Regions from separate parts of the Homo sapiens genome. Here region 1 is linked to region 2. A link is an interaction called in ENCODE POLR2A ChIA-PET data of the cell type or tissue named here. Cell type or tissue: MCF 10A. All regions are shown on one strand. Region 1 holds the start of GRK2 (G protein-coupled receptor kinase 2). Region 2 holds the start of LOC100130987 (a long non-coding RNA gene).

Evidence for each region. Peaks named below come from ENCODE experiments on the same cell type or tissue, not always from the same donor. Only the 100,000 strongest peaks of a DNase experiment are listed, where the experiment ranks them.
Region 1: POLR2A ChIA-PET joins it to region 2 with 24 read pairs; 31 of 35 experiments call an interaction of 5 or more read pairs at or near these places.

The regions. Positions count from the first base shown.
Region 1 is chr11:67,262,941-67,267,940 of GRCh38, forward strand. It overlaps GRK2 (G protein-coupled receptor kinase 2), which reads left to right and starts at 3,533. Exons shown (of 21, transcript NM_001619.5): 1 at 3,533-3,872. The coding sequence starts at 3,760. RefSeq lists a silencer at 3,322-3,521. In MCF 10A, a CTCF peak has its summit at 3,380 (motif pointing right); DNase peaks (open chromatin) are centred at 561, 2,111 and 3,411.
Region 2 is chr11:67,315,278-67,320,277 of GRCh38, forward strand. LOC100130987 (a long non-coding RNA gene) reads left to right here and starts at 2,562. Exons shown (of 4, transcript NR_024469.1): 1 at 2,562-2,920. RefSeq lists enhancers at 2,193-2,242, 2,283-2,712 and a silencer at 2,933-2,982. In MCF 10A, a CTCF peak has its summit at 2,475 (motif pointing left); DNase peaks (open chromatin) are centred at 1,984 and 2,524.

The DNA of each region.
Region 1 (5,000 bases), 52 kb before region 2:
TGGAAATGGACTTGGCTTGTTCTAGTGACAGAAGGAAGACCAGAGAGGCTGGAGACTAAGAGGAAGGGGAAGAATGGAAATTGCTGAGTTAGAGAGATAGGCAGGCACCAGTCTGTGCGGGTCTCATGGGCCACAGGAAGTGGGGTGGATTTTATCCTAAGTGCAGGGGCAGTCGTTGGGGGTGGGCTTTGATGGAGATCTATAGAAGCTCAACCCACAGGAACGGCAGGGCGCGCGGAGAGGAGGCTGGTGCAGGCATGCAGGCGAGAGGTGATTGAGACTCGGGCCAGGGTTTAGCAGGGCACAGTGGACGGATCAAGGATGTACTTCAGAGACAGATACGCCAGAGATGCTGTATGACAGCAGGGGTATACATCGGGGTGGGGGCCAGGTGAGGAAAGAGAGGAATCGAGGACAGCTCCTACATTTTGGGAAAATGGAGGATCCACGCCTGAGATGGGGAGGCGGGAGAGGAGCAGGTTGGACAGGGGCTGGGTAGTGGGAGCAAGAGCTCAGTGTGGGCCGCGCTAAGTTTGCAACATCTATTAGTCATCCAGTGGCGATGCCAAGTAATGATGTGTCTGTGGGGCTGCCAGCTGAGCAGAGATGGGGCTCTACTCCACTTTGCACTCCTAGCATCCTGGTCAGGGCCTGGAGCAGTCTAGGCACAGAACAAAGGTTTGTTGAGAGAAGGAAGGCCTGCCTGTGAAGGCAAGTTTGCAATCGACCTTCCTAGGACCAACAGAGGCAACACCGTCCCCAAAACCAGTCTTCCCCAGGCCTAGGGCTCACACCAACCTCTTCTGAACCTGGAGCTTCCTGAAGTCACTTTTCCTGGGCCCAGGAATCAATGAAGGGAGACCAGCCCCCCTCAAAAGACCCCAGCTTCAGGCCTGGCAGGGGGTGTGGATTGGGCTGTGGGTGGGAGGGACTGAGTTTTTAGGTGGGGATGGGAAGGTAAGGCCACCTCTTGGAACAGGATGGCTGGCATTTCAGAACTCACACACAGACTCTGGTCCAACAAGTTCATCAGGTAGAATTTTTAAAATAGAGGCTATTCCCGAAAACCCTGGCTGACATGTGGCTGTGCTCGCAGTCCAGAGGAGTCAGGACAGGGCTGTGGGGAGAGGAGGTTAGAGGCTTCATGTTGTGGCATCTGGCCTTGTTCCACCCCAAAACCCATGTGTTCCAAGAGCTCATTCACTCATTCATTCACTCATCAAACACTGATGCCTTTGAGTCGGGTCCTGTGGTGGGCACTGGGAGCAAAGGATGAACTAGGGGCACCAGTGACAGTGGGGGACAGTATGTCCTCTTTAAATATATATATCAGCATTTCCAACATCAGGATGCATTTTCCAATTGATGCTGACATGTAACGAGGCTTCACTCCCCACTGTCGAAACTTGCAACAATGCATCTTGCAACTGAAAATGGAAAACAGGGCCTAGAAGGTGGTAAGTGTAGAATTGGAGATGTACATAGTTGGGGTCAGGGAGTCAGGGAAGACTACCTGGAGGAGGTGAGTCTTAGCGGATGAGTAGGAGTTGTCCACGGAGGAAGGTACACAGAAGGGCTTCCAGGCCCAGGAAACAGCAGAGGCACAGAAGTGAGAATGGGTGGGTGAGTTGGTGGGGAAACTCCAGGTGCAGAGGATGGTAGCGAAACAAACTGGAGCATTCAAGGTCCAAGTCCTCCAAGATCTTGACTTGCAGATTAAGGAGTTTGTTCACCTAATCTGCTTTGGGCAGAGTGTGGTGAGTCCTAGAGACCCCTCTAGGTCTCTCACTCTCAGTAGCCCCAGAAGGCCTGGAGAGCTGCTTCTGGGTGCCAAGCAGGCAGTGACTCCATCAGATCTAGATTTGGGAAAAGCATCCCTGGTCAGGGCCTGCATCAGGGCAGTGGCTGGCCATGAGGACCCTGAGAAGTAGACAGATTCACGGAGATTCTCAGGAGGCCAGACAGGAGACTATGGTGACAAATTAGATTAGAGAAGGGGAGAGAATGAAGGAGCAGTTGGGGAAAAGAAAACTGAGGCTCTGACATGGGTATATGGGTGGCGAGTGACTCACCACCCACTGAGAGGAGAACCTCACAAGCTCTGACATGCTCTGGTTCCAGGTTCTGTTGGGGCTGATCCAAGATGGTAGCCTAGAGGTGCACAGAGATGGGGGCCTTGCTTTGCAAAAGGATGCTGGCTGCTGGCCCACAGCATGGTAATGAGATTTGAGCTTTATGTGCCCAGGGCTGGGAGGAGGGTCCTGTCACTTTGAAAGCAAAGAGAGGCTCTAGAGAGGGGCATGTTGAGATAGGAATGCTGCCTTGAGACACCTGGCTTTCCCCACTCTGGGTGGGCTCTCAGCAGGGTGGGTTTCCCCTGCCAGGCAGCACTGAAACCTCTGTGCGCTTCCGGGCTGGGAGAGTTTTTACCGTAACTACATGTGGAACCATCCTGAAGGAACATCTGGATGGGATGGGGTACAGGGAAGGGAGCTGCCAAGAGTGCTGGCCAGGGACCTGGGTCTATGAGCTGGTTGGGGGGTGGGGTTGGGTGCAGGGTACTTGATCCTGAGTGGGCCTTCTGCGGCCAGGATTGGTTCTAGAGTAGGAGGGGTGGGATCAGGGATGGGGGAAGCCTGTAACTGCGCTGCAGTTGTCAGGTCCCAGGTTCTGGGTGACCTACTAAGGATTCTGGGTCCAGTGTGGGTCCCAGGTTAGACGTCCTAGTCCTGAGTCCGTGTCCACAGTTCTGGGTGTTGAGTCTAGGACAGTGATCTGGAGTTGACAGTCCAATCTAGGTCTGAGTCCTGACCCCAAGTCTAGAGTTCAGGGTCATGGTAGTAGCCTAGGGTCAGAATCAAGGTTGGGGTCAGTAACCAGGATGGGATCGAGGTCATGGTCCAAAATCTGGATCTGGGGACCTGTTGGGGGTCTGAGGTGAGTGTCGCAGTCTGGGTATGGCGTTGGAGACCCAGGGCTGTGATCTGAGGTCATGGTTAGAGTCTGAGGTGGTGGGCCAAGGTTTGAGTCTGGGGTCCTGTTTGGAGTCTGGTGTCAGGTCGTGGACTGCGTCCAAGGTCAGGGAGTCCGGGGTTATAGCCAGGGTCTGAGATGAAAGTCCCAGGATGGTGTTCAGAGGTCTGAATCTGTGTCTTGGTGAGCGTCCAGGTTCCCTGTGATCACGTTTGGTGTCAGGGCTGCGGCCCGACTGGGGAGCCTGGGATCCAGAGATGTGACCCGAGGTTGTGGTCAGAGAATGGGTCTCGGGTCGTCTTCCGTGCCGGGTCCCTGTCGTGTTCCAGGCCCGGGTCTCCGTCCAGCATCGAGGGCCGAGGTCACGGCCAGGGTCTGAGCCCGCGGTCGCAGGTCTGGTTCGGGGTCAGATTCCGCGCGGCCTCCAGGGGGCGCCGTCGCCCGCCCGGCTCGGCCCCTCGCGGGCTCGCTGGCGTTGTGCGCGGCAGGCGGGGCCGGAGGCGGCGGCGGCTCCGGGGCGCGGGCGCGCGGGCGGCGGCGGCGGCGGCGCCCCGACTGCAGTCCCGGCGGGAGCGGAGCGCGAGCCGGGGCCGGGCCCGAGCCGGCGCCATGGGGCGGCGCCGCCTGTGAGCGGCGGCGAGCGGAGCCGCGGGCGCCGAGCAGGGCCAGGCGGGAGGCGTCGGCGCCCGAGGCCGAGCGAGCCGCGGCCGGGCCGGGCCGAGCGCCGAGCGAGCAGGAGCGGCGGCGGCGGCGGCGGCGGCGGGAGGAGGCAGCGCCGCCGCCAAGATGGCGGACCTGGAGGCGGTGCTGGCCGACGTGAGCTACCTGATGGCCATGGAGAAGAGCAAGGCCACGCCGGCCGCGCGCGCCAGCAAGAAGATCCTGCTGCCCGAGCCCAGGTGAGGAGAAGCTGCCCGCGGCCCCGGCCCGACCCCGCGGGCGCCCCGGCCGCGGCCCCGAGACCCTGGCCCCATGCTCGACCCCGCGACCTGGACCCCCGGGGCCGGCTCTCGCAACCCCCTGTCGGCCCCCCAGCCCGGAGCAGCCCGGCCTTGGCGCCTGCGGGTCCAGACCCTAAGCCCCAGACCCTGGGCGCCTGAGCCCGGAGCGCCCCAACTCCGGAGCTCCTCTGCCCCATCGGTCCCCGGACCCAGTCGGGTCCCCCTGGCCGCCCTGCTGCTTCCTTATCGTGCTCCACCGGCCCCCCGAAGTCGCTGTCAGCCCCTGGCTCCCGCCTTCTCCCACGGGGGCCCGGCGCGCCCCTTCATCCTTCTCGGAGCAGCCCTTGGTCCCTGTGGGGTCCCCTCCCCTCCGCTGGCCACCATTTACCTCGCCTGACGATGTCACCCACCCTTTTGCTGTCCCTGCTCACGGCACTCGCTTTAGGGTTTCCACTACCCCCACCCGTCTCTCCTCCAGTCTACACTTGTGTGAGGTGTTGGGGGACAGCCAGTCTTCCGGACTCTTCTCCCACCCTCTGGTGGGGTCGCTGTCCTGGAGTTGGGCTCGAGAGTGCTTTCAGGGCGGCGTGGTGAGCAGGACCTAGGGTGCTGCGGGCACCCTCCCCCTCGGACCGCGCTCAGGTCGGGGAAACATCCCCTGTGCCCTCTCCCCTACATTTCTCCTCTGGCAGGCCCTGCATATGGTGCCCCGTGGGTGCTGTTGACCAGGGGCCCTCCCAGCACACCTGCAATGGCTGGACCTTAGCTGCCGCCTCTGTAAGACAACTGACATCACACCTGGTATCAAAGTTTAGACTGTTCAGGATGTAGGTGCAAAAGTACACAGGATGTGGACGATTGCTGCGGTTTGTCCAGCATTTTATGGCTGATAGAGTATCTCTCCACTGTGTGAGCCTCTCAGCAGCGCATGGGGTGGCGAGGACAGGTGTGGTTTTGTCCCTGTGGAACAGATGGGGAAACTGAAGCTCCAGAGGTGAGTGGCCTGCCCCGAGTCACACAGGTAGTCCCAGGTGGCACCTGGCCAACAGATCAGGGCTTCAGACTTCTGGTTCTACATTTCATCAG
Region 2 (5,000 bases):
ATCAAATATATTGGTATGTGTATTTTTTAAAAATACAGACAATAGCATGTTAACATACTATTCTACACTTTGAAAATTGGTTCATATCAGAGTTCCACATCGGTACCGTGGTGTTATATATACATTGGTTTTCATCCAGGCTCCTGGCTCATAACCCTCATAGCCCTTGTTCAGTCTTTTGTTCTAATGTTGAGTGTGTCAGGCCTCAGGAGCAGGCCGCAGGAAACAACCTCTTGACATTCTGCCCTCCTCTCCCTTGCCCCAAGGCAGGGCTCTACTGTTCACCCTCACTTTCAGATTGTGGGTTATAAGACCCTCCCCAGAGAGACCCTCCTCCTCACTCTATACCCTGGTGTAAGGAATGCTGATGTCATGAAGCTTCCATTAAAAACCCAAGAGGACTGGCTTCTTGGAGCTCTGGGTAGCTGACCATGTGCAGGTTCCTCCCCGGTGGTGCACCTAGGGAGGGTGTGCACACTCCGCACCCTCCCCCGTGCACATCTTTTCACCTTTATCCTTTGTAGTATCCTTTATAATAAGCCACTAAACGTAAGTGTTTCTTTGAGTTCTGTGAGCTGCTCCAGCAAATTAATCAAACCGAAAGAGGGGATCGTGGGAACCCCAACTTGAAGCTGGTCAGGCAGAAGTTCTGGAGGCCTGGACTTTTGACTGGGATCTGAGGGGAGGGAGATGCAGTCTTGGGGGCTGAGCCTCAACCTGTGCGATCCGACACTATCTCCCGGTAGACAGAGTTGGAATTGAATTGGAGGCCACCCAGCTGGTCTGTTGCTTGGTGTGTGGGGAGAAAAACCCCACACCTTTTTTTTTTTTTTTTGAGATGGATTCTCACTCTTGTCCACCCAGGCTAGAGTGCAATGGCGCAATCTTGGCTCACTGCAACCACCACCTTCCAGGTTGAAGCGATTCTCCTGCCGCAGCCTCCCGAGTAGCTAGGATTACAGGTGCCCACCACCATGCCTGGCTAATTTTTTTTGGTATTTTTAGTAGAGATGGGGGTTTCACCATGCTGGCGAGGCTGGTCTCGAACTCCTGACCTCAGGTGATCCACCCGTTTCGGCCTCCCAAAACGCTAGGATTACAGGCGTGAGCCATTGCGCCTGGCCAACCCAATATCTTTGGTCACCAAAGTCTTACGTGTTGATAATTGTGATGGTGTGAGAGCAGAGGAAAAACGCCATTTGAGTTTTCCCCCCAAATAGTACATAAAAGATTTGCCTCATTTAAAAAATAACCACACATGTTCTATTTTATGGAATCCATCAGTTAAGTGGTCATTTATTGATGAACATTTAGGTTGTCTGAGGGCTCCCCCCCGCCCCCATTCCAGGTAATGCTTTATAAAGCACTTTTGTGGCCGGGCGGGGTGGCTCACGCCTGTAATCCCAGCACTTCGGGAGGCCAAGGCGGGTGGATAACGAGGTCAGGAGATCGAGACCATCCTGGCTAACACGGTGAAACCCCGTTTCTACTAAAAATACAAAAAAATTAGCCGGGCATGGTGGCGGGCGCCTGTAGTCCCAGCTACTCGGGAGAATGGCGTGAACCCGGGAGGCGGAGCTTGCAGTGAGCCGAGATAGTGCCACTGCACTCCAGCCTGGGCGACAGAGAGAGACTCCATCTCCAAAAAAAAAAATCTTTTCTTTTTTTTTTTTTGTGCCACGACGCTGGCTAATTTTCATATTTTTAGTAGAAGAGGGGGTCTCGCCATGTTGCCCAGGCTGGTCTCTAACTCCTGACCTCAGGTGATCCACCCCCTCCGTCTCCCAAAGTCCTGGGATTACAGACGTGAGCCACCGCGCCTGCCCCAATACCATCGTTTTCTAGAAATGAGGAAACTGAGGCTCAGAGAAGTAACTACTAATCTCTAACAGAGCCGGAATCAGATCCTAGGTTTCTAGATTCTCATTCCAAGAGACTAACGCGGGAGCGGGGAAGGTGGCTCCTGGGCAGTCAACTGACTGCACATTTCCGCCCAAGGCGGGACCTGGATCCAGAAGTGCTTGGAGCTCGCGGGTGGGAGGATCAGGATGACTGCTGCTCCCGGAGCCCGACTTCAACTCCCACCGGGCATAGGAGCCTCTCAGCAGCGCGAGGGGTCGCCCAGCCTGGACCTGGAACGCTTGCAGCACGACCGTCGCGCGCTTCCCTCCGGAACCAGCTCCCACCGTCACAGCCCCCTCCCTCGGCCGCTCCCGGCTCAGCCCAGGCTGGGGCGGGGCCTCGGAAGCAACTGCCCTCGCCCTAGCCAGGGCTGCCGCTTGTTAGGCCAAGTTTTCAAACGGCAAAATCAACCGCGCTGAAGAGACTGTGCCTCCTTCTCTTCACTCCGCATCCCAGACGCCTCAGAGAAACTACCTTTCAGACCTTCGCGGCCTCTCCTGCGCCCGCAGCGCCCGGCAGCTGGGGACCCGGGCTTAGCCACATCGACCGCAACGTTCGCGCGCCACCTTGTGTCCATTCCCTTAGCCTCCAGGGACAACCCGGAAACCACATTTCCCAGCGTGCCGAGCGCCTCTGCGCAGGCGCAAAGAGTTTCCCTCGTTGCCATGGGAACCTCGCCCCTTCTAGAGTCCTGGCCGCTTGACTCAGCTAAGCGCGAAGGTGTTGTTTCTTCCTGAGGTGCGCTGGGGCTGGGACCCGGTCTGCAGAAGGTCCAGGGGATGGCGTCGGGGGATTGAGGAGAGGAGACCAAGCCGGCCTTGCCTCCGGGACCAGCGCTTCCAAATTCTCTGGGGCGTCCCGGCGCGCACACGCTCCTGAGGCCTCGGCGTTCTGAGGAAAGGGGCTGGCGTGGCGACCCGGGTCCTCGAGGCCGAGATCTGGCTGTGGCCCGCGAAGCCCCGCTTGCCCGCGCCAGCGTCTTGTCACCCCGAGCCGAGGGCCTGCGCGCGGCCGACAGGTACTCCCGGGCGCTGGCAGCCCACGGGGAGGGTTCGCGGCGCAGGTGAACGCGGAGGTAGAATCAGACAGGGCAGTGAGTGCGCCCGGGGCTGGATCTGGCTCAGCCGCTGGTGGATTCGGAACCCGGGAGGCCCCCAGGCCCGGTGGGCTTCAGTTCCCACGCTCTGTAAAATGGGGCTTGGACTGGAATTCTAGTGTCCATTGAGATTCTGTTGCAGAGCAGCCCCCTGGCTCTGTGTGACCTACGAGTTCCTTCCTCTGTAAAATACGGAGGCTGAGACCGATGATCCTAACGTCTCTTCCTACGGTGCAGTATGTTACACACTGCTGGCCCCATTGCCCCTTATTGCACCCCAAGTGCAAGAAGAAAGAAGGGGACCTGGGATGATCTGAGCAAGACTCTCAGCTTGGGATCTAGAGTCAGAGAAACTTGGGTTTGTGACTTTGGGCAAAGTTAGGACATCTCTTGAGACTCAGCTTCTTCATTTGCAAGATTGGGGATAATGTTAATACTACCTCAGGTTTTTGAGGATTAAATGAGATGACGCATGTAAGTTTTTAGCCCAGGGACTGCATAGAGGAACTGCTATCCCAGGTCCCAACTATCGTTTCTGATAATTTCTACAATAGTCCCTAGCCACCATAAGACCTTTTCTTAATTTTTGAATTCACTTTATTTCTGGGCAAGTTCATTCTCCTAAGCAGGGCGGTTTTTTGCTTTTTGTTCGTTTGTTTATTTTGAGACAGGGTCTCACTGTCACCCAGGCTGGGGTGCGGTGGCGTGATCTCTGCTTACTGCAACCTCCTCCTCCTGGGTTCAAGCGATTATCGTGCCTCAGCCTCCTGAGTAGCTGGGACTACAGGCGTGTGCCATCGCTCCCGGCTAATTTTTGTATTTTTTGTTAGAGATGGGGTTTCACCATGTTGGCCAGGCTGGTCTCAAACTCCTGGCCTCAAGAGATCTGCCCGCCTCGGCCTCCCAAATTGTTGGGATTACAGGCGTGAGCCACCACACCTGGCTAGGCAGGATGGTTTTATAGGCTGATTTTGATGGGGAAACTTGAGTCTTTTCACCCAAGGTTGGATGCTCAAGGCCAGTGTATTGCCTCCCTTCAGCTGTAGGCTGAATTATAGCGTTACCACACAGCATTTAGGGAGGATGCAGGCTTAATGCCACATAGTAGGGTGGATACTTAAGATTCATAGAGGATGTGAGTACTTATGATGCAAAAACAGCTGAATATAGAATTATGTATTTACATAAGACTGGTTACTTTCATGGTTATAAAGAATGCGTAAGAATTCTATGCTGCTTGCATTGAGTTCAAGCTTTGTGTTAATTGAGAAAATTGTAACAAGGAGTTTTAAATTAATGAAAAAAGTATTTTAAAAATCTGGGAACATCCAATAATTTCACGAACAAGCCTTCATTCGTCCAACAAACATCTTTATATGGAAGCTATATTCCGTGAAATTTTTTTTTTTTTTTTGAGACGGAGTCTTGTCTCACTTTGTCTTTCAGGCTGGAGGGCAGTGGTGTGATCTCGGCTCACTGCACCCTCTGCCTCCTGGGTTCAAGCGATTCTCCTGCCTCAGCCTCTCAAGTAGCTGAGATTACAGGCACACGCCACCATGCCTGGCTAATTTTTGTATTTTTAGTAGAGATGAGGTTTCACCATGTTGGCCAGGCTGGTCTTGAACTCCTGACCTCAGGTGATCTGCCCACCTCAGCCTCCCAAAATGGTGGGATTACAGGTGTGAGCCACCACGCTTGGCTTTCCATGAATATTTTTTGAGCACCTACTGTGTACATGGAACTGTGCAGGGTGCTGTGAGGGATATGAAGATGTATAAGACACTCTCTGCCCTCAGGAAATACAGTCTAGTAGAGGAGATCAATTATGCATTTAAAACATATAAAATTCAAGTAGAAAGTGATGTGTCATAGAGAGGTCCAGGTTACTGCTCTGAAGATTCAGAGGCAGGAGAGATCGCTGTCGAGTCACACTGTGTAATGAGAGAATCAAGAAGACAGCTTCTGAACCTCCTAAAGCATGTAAACAATGTGGATATGCCAA